Linked DNA regions of Mus musculus: all the other regions are linked to region 3. A link is a contact called in ENCODE POLR2A ChIA-PET data. All regions are on one chromosome and are shown on one strand. The core of a region is the stretch at or near the end of the contact, and the rest is flanking DNA. Distances in the headings are between cores, read along the strand shown. Region 1 holds the start of Zfp566 (zinc finger protein 566). Region 2 holds the start of Zfp14 (zinc finger protein 14). Region 3 holds the start of Zfp568 (zinc finger protein 568).

Region 1 (2,700 bases), core at 15-2,514, 110 kb before region 3:
CCGCACCCAGCAATCCCAAACTTCACTTCCCTCTAACATGCCTGGTTAGTATACCCGTTATCATTGGGGTAGTCTACCGGCAGCTCTCCCTCAGCTCCATTCTATTCTGGGTAACTTCATATCCTTATAAGATCTTCATGTCTTTATAGTATCTATTTCGTTAGGACTGTGGCAGCTTTGCAATTAACAGAGAAGTGAGGTAAGCCGTGTTGTCCCTATTTTCTGAAGAGAAAATCTTGATTTATACAGAGATGTAGTCTTTTAACTTCAATGTCGTTTTAAAAGATTTAATGTGAGTGCTCTGCTGCATATACATCTGTAGGCCAGAAGAGGGCATCATATCCTCTTATAGATGATTGTGAGCCACTATGTGGTGGCTGGGTATTGAACTCAGGTCCTCTGGAAGAGAAGCCAGTGCTCTTAATCGCTGAGTCATCTCTCTAGCCCCAACTTTAATGTCTTTTTCAGACCGACTGACTTGTTATCTCCTGGACTAGGTATATTTATTGGTTATGGAAATCACTTCAAAGGAAGATGCTTTCTCCAAGTGTTCCACTGTAGTTTTTAATGTAACTACCTCTCAGTAGCCAGGGATGACCCTGATCCTCCTGCTCCTCCTGCGGGCTAGCATTAGAAGCATGTGGGAATCCAAGGTGTGGTCCTGGTATCCACCCTTTCAACCTACAGGACCTGCTAATGAGTACCAAGCCAAATGCATGTCCAGAACAAGTCACACATCTGCGGAGGAGATCTGTTCCTGCACACTTCTGGGGCGGGGGGAAACTCGGCCGCTAGAGGTGGCCAAGCAAAGGCTTAGCTCTCTGAGAAATTGAGATAACTTTCCCCCTTCAATATATTTTTTTTCGTATTGCACTGAATTATATTACTAGAAGTCTCAGCCGCATGATTATGCTTACTATGCAAATCACACTCCGCCCCCTACCAGTTCTCCGCCCCTTTCCTGATGCAGTCTATCCTCTACAGATAATACCAAAAGTCCGGGAAATCAACAGATTCCTAACTTTTTTGAATGATTTTAAATGCAGTAGTGGAAGCTGATATAGGGTTCCATGTATCCTGAGGATGCGTTTCTATTTGGGGTGTCCTCCGCTCGTCCACCACACTGAGGGACCGTTAGAAGCCCCGCCCATCGGGAGCCATCTTGTCTGCCGCGTTCCCTCGGACTGACTACATTTCCCAGAGGGCTCCCTGGCTTCTCGCGGGAAGATCACGCGCCTGGCGTGACTTCAGAGCTTTGCTGGCAAGAGGGGAGGTGCACTGAAGGATTGCAGGGCTTTGGCAGCTTGCAAGGAAGGCCTTTGGTGCGGAACCCGGGAGGAGGCGGGGCGAACGCCGAGGCTGGGCTTTGTGCGGCAGAGGAGTCGGAATTGTGCGGCTAATTTGTGAACAGTGATCGCGGCGCTAAGGGGCTGGACTGGTGATGAGCATCAGTTTCTGCTAACACCGTGGCGGCCACCACCCCTTGGTGAGTGGGAGGGAGCGAGCTGGGGACACGTGCGGCATTGTGTGTGGATGTGGAGAGCTGCTGACTGGGTGAGTGTTCTGTCTCTGTAGGGGCGTGCGACTGTGTGATGTTGTGACCACGTGCAGCACAGTGCAGGCGCAGATACCTGTGGATTCTGTGTGGTAAAAGTGAAGTTGTGCTTAAGTTACTTTTTGAGCCCCTAGTAGGTAGTCCTGTCTTCTCGTAGGTAGGTTTCCGATAGCCGAGTGTCTCTGTTGTGGGTCTGTGTGTGGGTTGTGAGTGTGAAGTTTTGAATGTGTATCTTGCGTGCATTCTTCTTTAGCCTTTGCTCATTTTAGAGGTTCATTTGTGAGCTATCATGCTTTTCTTTGTCTTTTACTTTGTTTATTTGGACAGCTGTGTAGGACTTCCCCGTGTTAAGTGGGATAGCGGCTTAACTGAGTCTTTGTGCTGTTTGATATTTCAGGATCTGAAGCATTTATACATCTCGACTATTAAGGGTAGCCATATGAGTATTTCCAACTGTTTTTAATGTTTACTTTTAAAAATTCACTTTACATCCTAATCTCAGCCACCCTCCTTCCTCGCTTCCCAGTCCTACCCTTACAAATCCCTCCCTCCATCTCCCCCTTACCTTGTCCTCTGGGCAGGAGAGTCCCTCTGGGTACCACCCCTCCCTGGGGCACCTAGTCCCAGCAGGTCTAGGAAGCACAATCAGGCAGTCGAAGTAGGGGGTGATCCAATGACAGGGAACAGAGATGGAGACAACCCCCGCTCCACTTCTTAGGGGGACCCACATAAACACCAAGCTCACACTTGCTACAAACGTGTAGGCGTGGGGTGGGGAGTGTGCTTAGGTCCAGCTCTTCCATGCTCCCTGGTTGGTGACCCAGGCTCTGTGAACCTCCATGCTCCCAGGTCAGTTGACTCTGGGTCTTCTTGTGGTATCCTTGACCCCTCTGGCTTGCTCACTTCTATCCCATACTCTTCCACAAGACTCCCCAAGCTCCACCTGATGAGTGTGGCTCTCTGCATCTGCCTCCATCCACTGCTGGGTGAAGTCTCTCAGGAGACAGTTATGCTAGGCTGCTGTCTGCAAGCACAAGAGTATCATTAGTAGAGTTAATTAGTTTCTCTCACATGGGATGGGTCTCAAGTTGGGGCAGTCATTGGATGACTGTTCCCTCAGTCTCTGCTCCATATTTATCCCTGCA
Region 2 (2,700 bases), core at 23-2,522, 67 kb before region 3:
TCACGTTCCTAAAACTAACGTCCCAACGCTGGGAATGTTGACGGATGCCTGTAATAACAGCGCTCTGGAAAGAAACAAGAGGATCGATGAGGATCTTTCAACATCCCCAGCACCTATTACAGAGACATCCTGGCTGATATACCTTGCCCCCCACTATCCCAAACTCTGTAGCCCAGGCCTGGGCTTCCCATCTCCCAGCTTCTGTGATTCCTGTATAACCCAGTCATTTTGGGCACAAGGTCCTTTTGTTACCTCTTGCCCGCTGCACTTGGCCTCTTGGCTTCTAGCCTGTCCTACACCCCACCCCCTCCCCTCACATGGCCCCATTTAGTCCGGCAGTCATGGCCACCCTGGTTACTTTCAGACGCCCCTGCCAGTGCTCTCTCTTAGATCTCAATCCCTTGGGAGCAGTCATGTCCTCCTTTTTTTTTTTTTTTTTTCCATTCATCTTGAATTTGCAGTCTGCATGCTTCAGTCTCCTGAAGACCGGATGAGGCCTGGCACAAACACAAGAAAATGTTAGAGCAGTGGTTCTCAACCTCCCTAAAGCTGCGACCCATTAATACAGTTCCTCATGTTGTGGTGATCCACAAGCTATATAATTATTTTCGGTACTACTTTATAACTGTAATTTTGCTACTGTTAGGAATCCTAATGTAAATATCTGTGTTTTCTGATGGTCTTAGGTGGTCCCTGTGAAAGGTCATTTGACCCCCAAGGGGGGGGGGGATCTCGACCAACAGGTTGAGAACCACTGTGATAGAAGAAAGCATAATTATCTTTCCAGTCTTAGAGGTCTTGGCTTCATCTCCAGTTTGCAAAACAAAACCTAAGGCCAATACCAACGACTAGACCAATATACACAACGGCTAGAAGGGACAGTGGGAGAAAGCAGAGGCAGCGGGAACTCCAAGGAGCCTGAGCAACCTTTCCCTGGGTAGATGTGGGACTGCACCTTTGGAGAATGTATTTTACTGAGTTCCCTGATCATGCCTACACCCTCGCTGGGGTGAGAATATGCTTATCTCACATATTAAGCATGTGATAATGTGATGATGGTGTTCTCAGCCCTGGTAGGGCAACGACACAACCCCCAGCCCAGTGAGCTAGGTTTGGGGTGGGGATTTGGGGGCAGAGGGCAGCGGAATCTCCTAGCCCTTCCAGCTGGTCCAAGATCACACCCAGAGGCCTCCACCCATCACAGCCCCGAGCACGCTTGCGCACTCCGCTGCGTTGGCCCAGTCTTTCCCACCATGGACTACATTTCCCACAGGCCTCTGCGCAGCATCCTTCCGGCTGCTTAGCGCCGGTCCGCTCTGAGAGGTGAGTTGGTCCCTTGCACTGAGGAAATTGTCGCGGGGGCAGCGTAGGTTTGTCTTTAGTTGGCTTGAGAGACTTGGAGTCGGTGACGCTGAGTGGACACCGCGTACCCCGTTGCATCCTCCGTCTTCCCGCTGCAGAGCCCAGAGGCCCAGCATGGCTCTGAGTTCTGTGTGTGAACCTCAGAGTGAGGGCCCTCCGTACAAAAAGACAGCGCAGCTGCCACCGCAGGGCTGCTTTGTACGCGCTCCCTCCCCGCCAGGCAGCCCCGGTGGCCGTCGCCTGTCAAACCTGCCCCTCCGGTGGCGGCCAGTGTCCTCTCCATCCGCGGCGCTCCATTTCCAGTAGGTTATGTGTGTGGAAGGGCTGGTCGCGAGGGGTGTGTCCCCAGGCTACCAAGCCCGCACCTTCCCGGTTTGACCTTTTCCCCAGACTTGTTCATTTTAGGGAAGGCGAGGGAATAAAAGCAGGAAACGATTGTTGTTGCATACATAGAGACCCAACATTACTGCGGAAAAAAAAATAGCCTAACTTTCTTCTTTCTCGTTGTCCTATGAAGTGTACTCCTTGTTTTTCCAGGCATGGGGACATTTACTCCTCATTACTGTGAAAGTGAAAATGAAGTTAGCTTGGAAAGAAGCAGCGGTTTGGTGTTATCTTGGTCAGGGTAGAGGAGACAGATTCATGCAGACTGATAGTAAGCATCACTCAGAGATTATGTCTCTGATTAAATGCGGGTCCAGGCCCTCTTTGTGTGGTTACAAATGTCTTTTGTATTTTTTCTTTTTTATGTGTGTGTGTGTGTGTGTGTGTGTGTGTGTATTTGTGTGTATACACATACCAGCAGAAGCCAGGAGAAGGTGTCTGATTCCCAGGAACTGGAGTTATAGACGGTCGTGAAACACCATGTGAGTACGGGGAATCACACTTGCATCCTCTGCTAGAGCAGCCACTGCTCCTAGCAGTACAGCTGTTTCCAGCCTCACAGGTTTTAAATTTTTAACATGTTCGTTTTTTACGTATGTGAGTGTTTCTGTCTGCTTTTCTTTCTGTGCACCACTGAGTGTGACTGCGCCTGAGGAGCCCTGAAGAGGGCATCGGATTCTCTGGAACTGGAGTTACAGCAGTCACGTAGGTGCTGAGAGTGTAACCCGCTGATCCATCTCTGCATTCCAGGCTGCAGCTTTCTTATCCACGAAGCCTGCTTTGCTAGTTCGTTTTTAATTACTGTGGAAGATTCCTTTGCTAAACCACGCTTCTTACCAGAATAGCACGTTTTGTTCTTGTTTTAAACAATTTGTACCTATACTGACCAGGAATTCACTGTAACCCATGTGATCTCAAATTTGTGGGTGATCCTCCTGCCTCAGCCTCCAGGCT
Region 3 (2,904 bases), core at 128-2,627:
CTCACCTATTAACAGTCAGGCCAGACAAATGAGTTTAAAAAACACTCAGCTGATATGTTGCTCATGAGAAACCTGAAACATAAAGACAAAGGGTTTGGAATATAAAATTTGTGACAAATGTAATTTGAGAGAGAGAGAGCTAGTGAGCAAGCTAGAGAGCAGAGCTAGAGAGTGCACACAAGAGAGTGCAAACAAGAGCACACTATCATCAAAGAGCACTTGCACTAAACGGTAACACCCAGTATAAAAGTATTTCTAGAGATTTCTTAATGTGGCAAATAGTTATTTTAATAGACTACAAGCTTACCCACACAACTTTTCTTTGGCTAAATATGGACACATTTGAAGCAGAGGTTTTTTAGAGTCTTTGCATGATCTCCCCTGTGCTCCCATAATCCACCGTGAAAAGAAAATATGTTTGGAATCAGTTCTTTTTAACTTGAGCACCAGAAAACAACAAACAGAGAGCAGATCTGAATTTCAACCAAATACAGCCTGGATCAGCTAAATGCAATGAATCTGCTAACAACGTGAACTGAAGGAATCCCAGTTGGTTTGCTATTGAGCTTAGGAATTTTTTTCAGCCATTATTAAACTAACTTCAGGGCTGGGAATGTAGCTCATTGGTACAGTTTTTGCCTGGTGTGATTGAAGCGTTAGATTTAAATTCAACACTACAAAGGTAAAAGAAAGAAAGAAGAGAAAAGAAAAGAAAAGAAAAGAAAAGAAAAGAAAAAGAAAAAAAGAAAAAGGAAAAGGAAAGGAGAGAAAAGAAAAGATTTTTTTAAAAATTAAATAAGCCAAGCAAGCCATTAGGTAATAATAGAAAGAAAAACTGAAAAAAGTTAGAGAAGAAAGTGTTGAAAGGGCGGCAATGAGGAGGGGGAAATCATTAGAAAGTACAGATTTTTTTTCCCCGTAGTTACGAGTTACGCCAAATGCTACACACCTAAGAACTCCGCGGTACAATTGCACACGCCACGCCATCCCCACACTCACCACACCCTTACTCAACCCCTTACCACCAAACATGGCCACGACAGGACACTCGCTCTCGCACAACCACACCCCCTCCAAATCTCCAGAGTAGCACAAACTCTTACCAGGTTTTTGGTTGCAGCTCCGAACAGGCTTGAGTCCCGCCTTCTGGCCCGGAGCTCTCCGCAAAGCTGTGACCCGGGATACTCCGAGCCCCCCGAGAGCCCGCGCCCAGCCCGAAGCCCACGGCCGGCGCAAACCGGACCACCCGTGCCTCTCCCGTGGAGAGGTCCCCGCAGCGCCACCAGCCAAAACCTCCCGAGACGCAACCTCAGAGACGCGGCATGCGGGCCACGCACGGCCAGCCCCTCCACTCGGGCGGCAGCGCGCGCCCGTTATGTCCCAGAGCACAGGTGCTCCCAGAAGGACCCGCGGCCCGACCCAACTTCCGGTCAGAGCTCGGCTGGCGTTTCCTGTGCTAGGGACAGGAGTCATGGCCGAAGGCGCCGAGGTGGCTGAGCCCATTAGCGCGGCGAGACGGTGACGCCGCCGGCGAAGCAGCGCTGGACGTGAGCAGCTGCGGGGACGGTCTTTTCCGGAACAACCAGAGGAGGCGCTGGGGGCGCTAGGTGGCTGTCCCTTTGTGGACTACATTTCCCAGAAAGGCTAGTGGCCTGTCCAGCCTCTCGGCAGGAGCCTTGCGACTGGGCGGACGCAGTGCCCTGGAATAGTTTTTGTGGTTGTTTGTAATACATTCTGATAGCTTTTCTATGAGGACATGAAATGTCTGGTCGTTGTGGAGTTGTGGCTTAAGTGTAAGACTGTGCCTACCTCTATGTGGCATCTTGCATGTAACCATGGGGCTCCTGTCACCCGAGTGGTTGTGACTTCAGAACTCTGCTCCTGGGAACAATCTCTGAGGTGAGGTTTAGATTCGCAAATTGGTCAGGGTGCCAGTTCTCTCCTAATCTCCATTCTCTACGCAGGATGGATAATGGGGACAAGGCTGGTAATGATCTCTGGCCTGGCCAAGAAAGACCTGGAGGGTCACAATTTTTTTATGTCTACTCCCAGTTTTACCCATTGCCAGGTCAGTTACCCAAAAGAGGCAAAGAATGCACTACAAACCACAAAGAGCCGGGCTTTCCTTTGTGCCGAGCCCAGAGTGATCCCAGGTATTGGACGGCCGCCCCCATCTTACTGCATGCCCGCAAGCCTTACTTTCTTTCAAGCTGCAGTAAAACCACCAGGCCTGGGCGAGCTCCCTAAAGGCTGAGATAAGACCTCTGTCTTAGAATAGCCTTGAGCCTGAATGAACATCCTCCTACCTGCCACACCCTGGGCTCCAGAACTAACCCTCAATTTACAAATTCCTTCTTTATTGTTCCCTGAACCTCTGCTCCTGCCTTTATGCTTCAAAAGGAGAAAGGAGACTGCTCTCTCCCTTTGTCAAAGGTCGAAGCTGACTTGTGACCCTAACCAGTTAGAAGTGTTTTCCCGGGGGGGGGGGGGGGGGGGAGGGAACGGGACGGGGGGAGGGTATAAAGTTTACTTGTGGTTTATTTCCGACTTTCTTGGTCCTTTCCTCATTATTTGCACACCCCATGACCCCAACATCTGAATGCCTCTGGAAGTACTTGCTTAATGACGACTTGTCATTTGAAAATAGATCCCTATATTGTCTCCATTGGAGAAAAGAATAGCTATACCTATTATTAAGTCAGAGAGAGGCATAGAGGTAGCCATGTTCCAAGCCTGATTGCAAGCTAGAATAATCGGCTTAAGTTTAACTGGTGGGAGACAGAGCAGGTGGATCTCTGTGAGTTTCAAGCCAGCCTGGTCTACAGAGTGCGCTCCAAGCCAGCCAATGTTACACTGCAAGACCCTGTCTCCGAAAACAACAATAATCTGTGTACACTGTTATCA

Evidence for each region. ChIA-PET counts read pairs that join two places held with the same protein, here RNA polymerase II (POLR2A).
Region 1: POLR2A ChIA-PET joins it to region 3 with 31 read pairs in Patski. The contact joins the promoter of Zfp566 here to the promoter of Zfp568 in region 3. POLR2A ChIA-PET finds 5 or more read pairs at or near these places in 3 of 5 experiments (Patski and embryonic stem cell).
Region 2: POLR2A ChIA-PET joins it to region 3 with 14 read pairs in Patski. The contact joins the promoter of Zfp14 here to the promoter of Zfp568 in region 3. POLR2A ChIA-PET finds 5 or more read pairs at or near these places in 2 of 5 experiments (Patski and embryonic stem cell).

What each region holds. Positions count from the first base shown.
Region 1 is chr7:30,089,074-30,091,773 of GRCm38, reverse strand. It overlaps Zfp566 (zinc finger protein 566), which reads left to right and starts at 1,264. Exons shown (of 4, transcript NM_152814.2): 1 at 1,264-1,486.
Region 2 is chr7:30,049,968-30,052,667 of GRCm38, reverse strand. Zfp14 (zinc finger protein 14) reads left to right here and starts at 1,272. Exons shown (of 5, transcript NM_178733.5): 1 at 1,272-1,323.
Region 3 is chr7:29,982,428-29,985,331 of GRCm38, reverse strand. It overlaps Zfp568 (zinc finger protein 568), which reads right to left and starts at 1,377. Exons shown (of 10, transcript NM_001167872.1): 1 at 1,104-1,377; 2 at 6-72. Gm31735 (a long non-coding RNA gene) reads left to right here and starts at 1,811. Exons shown (of 2, transcript XR_001778074.2): 1 at 1,811-1,899.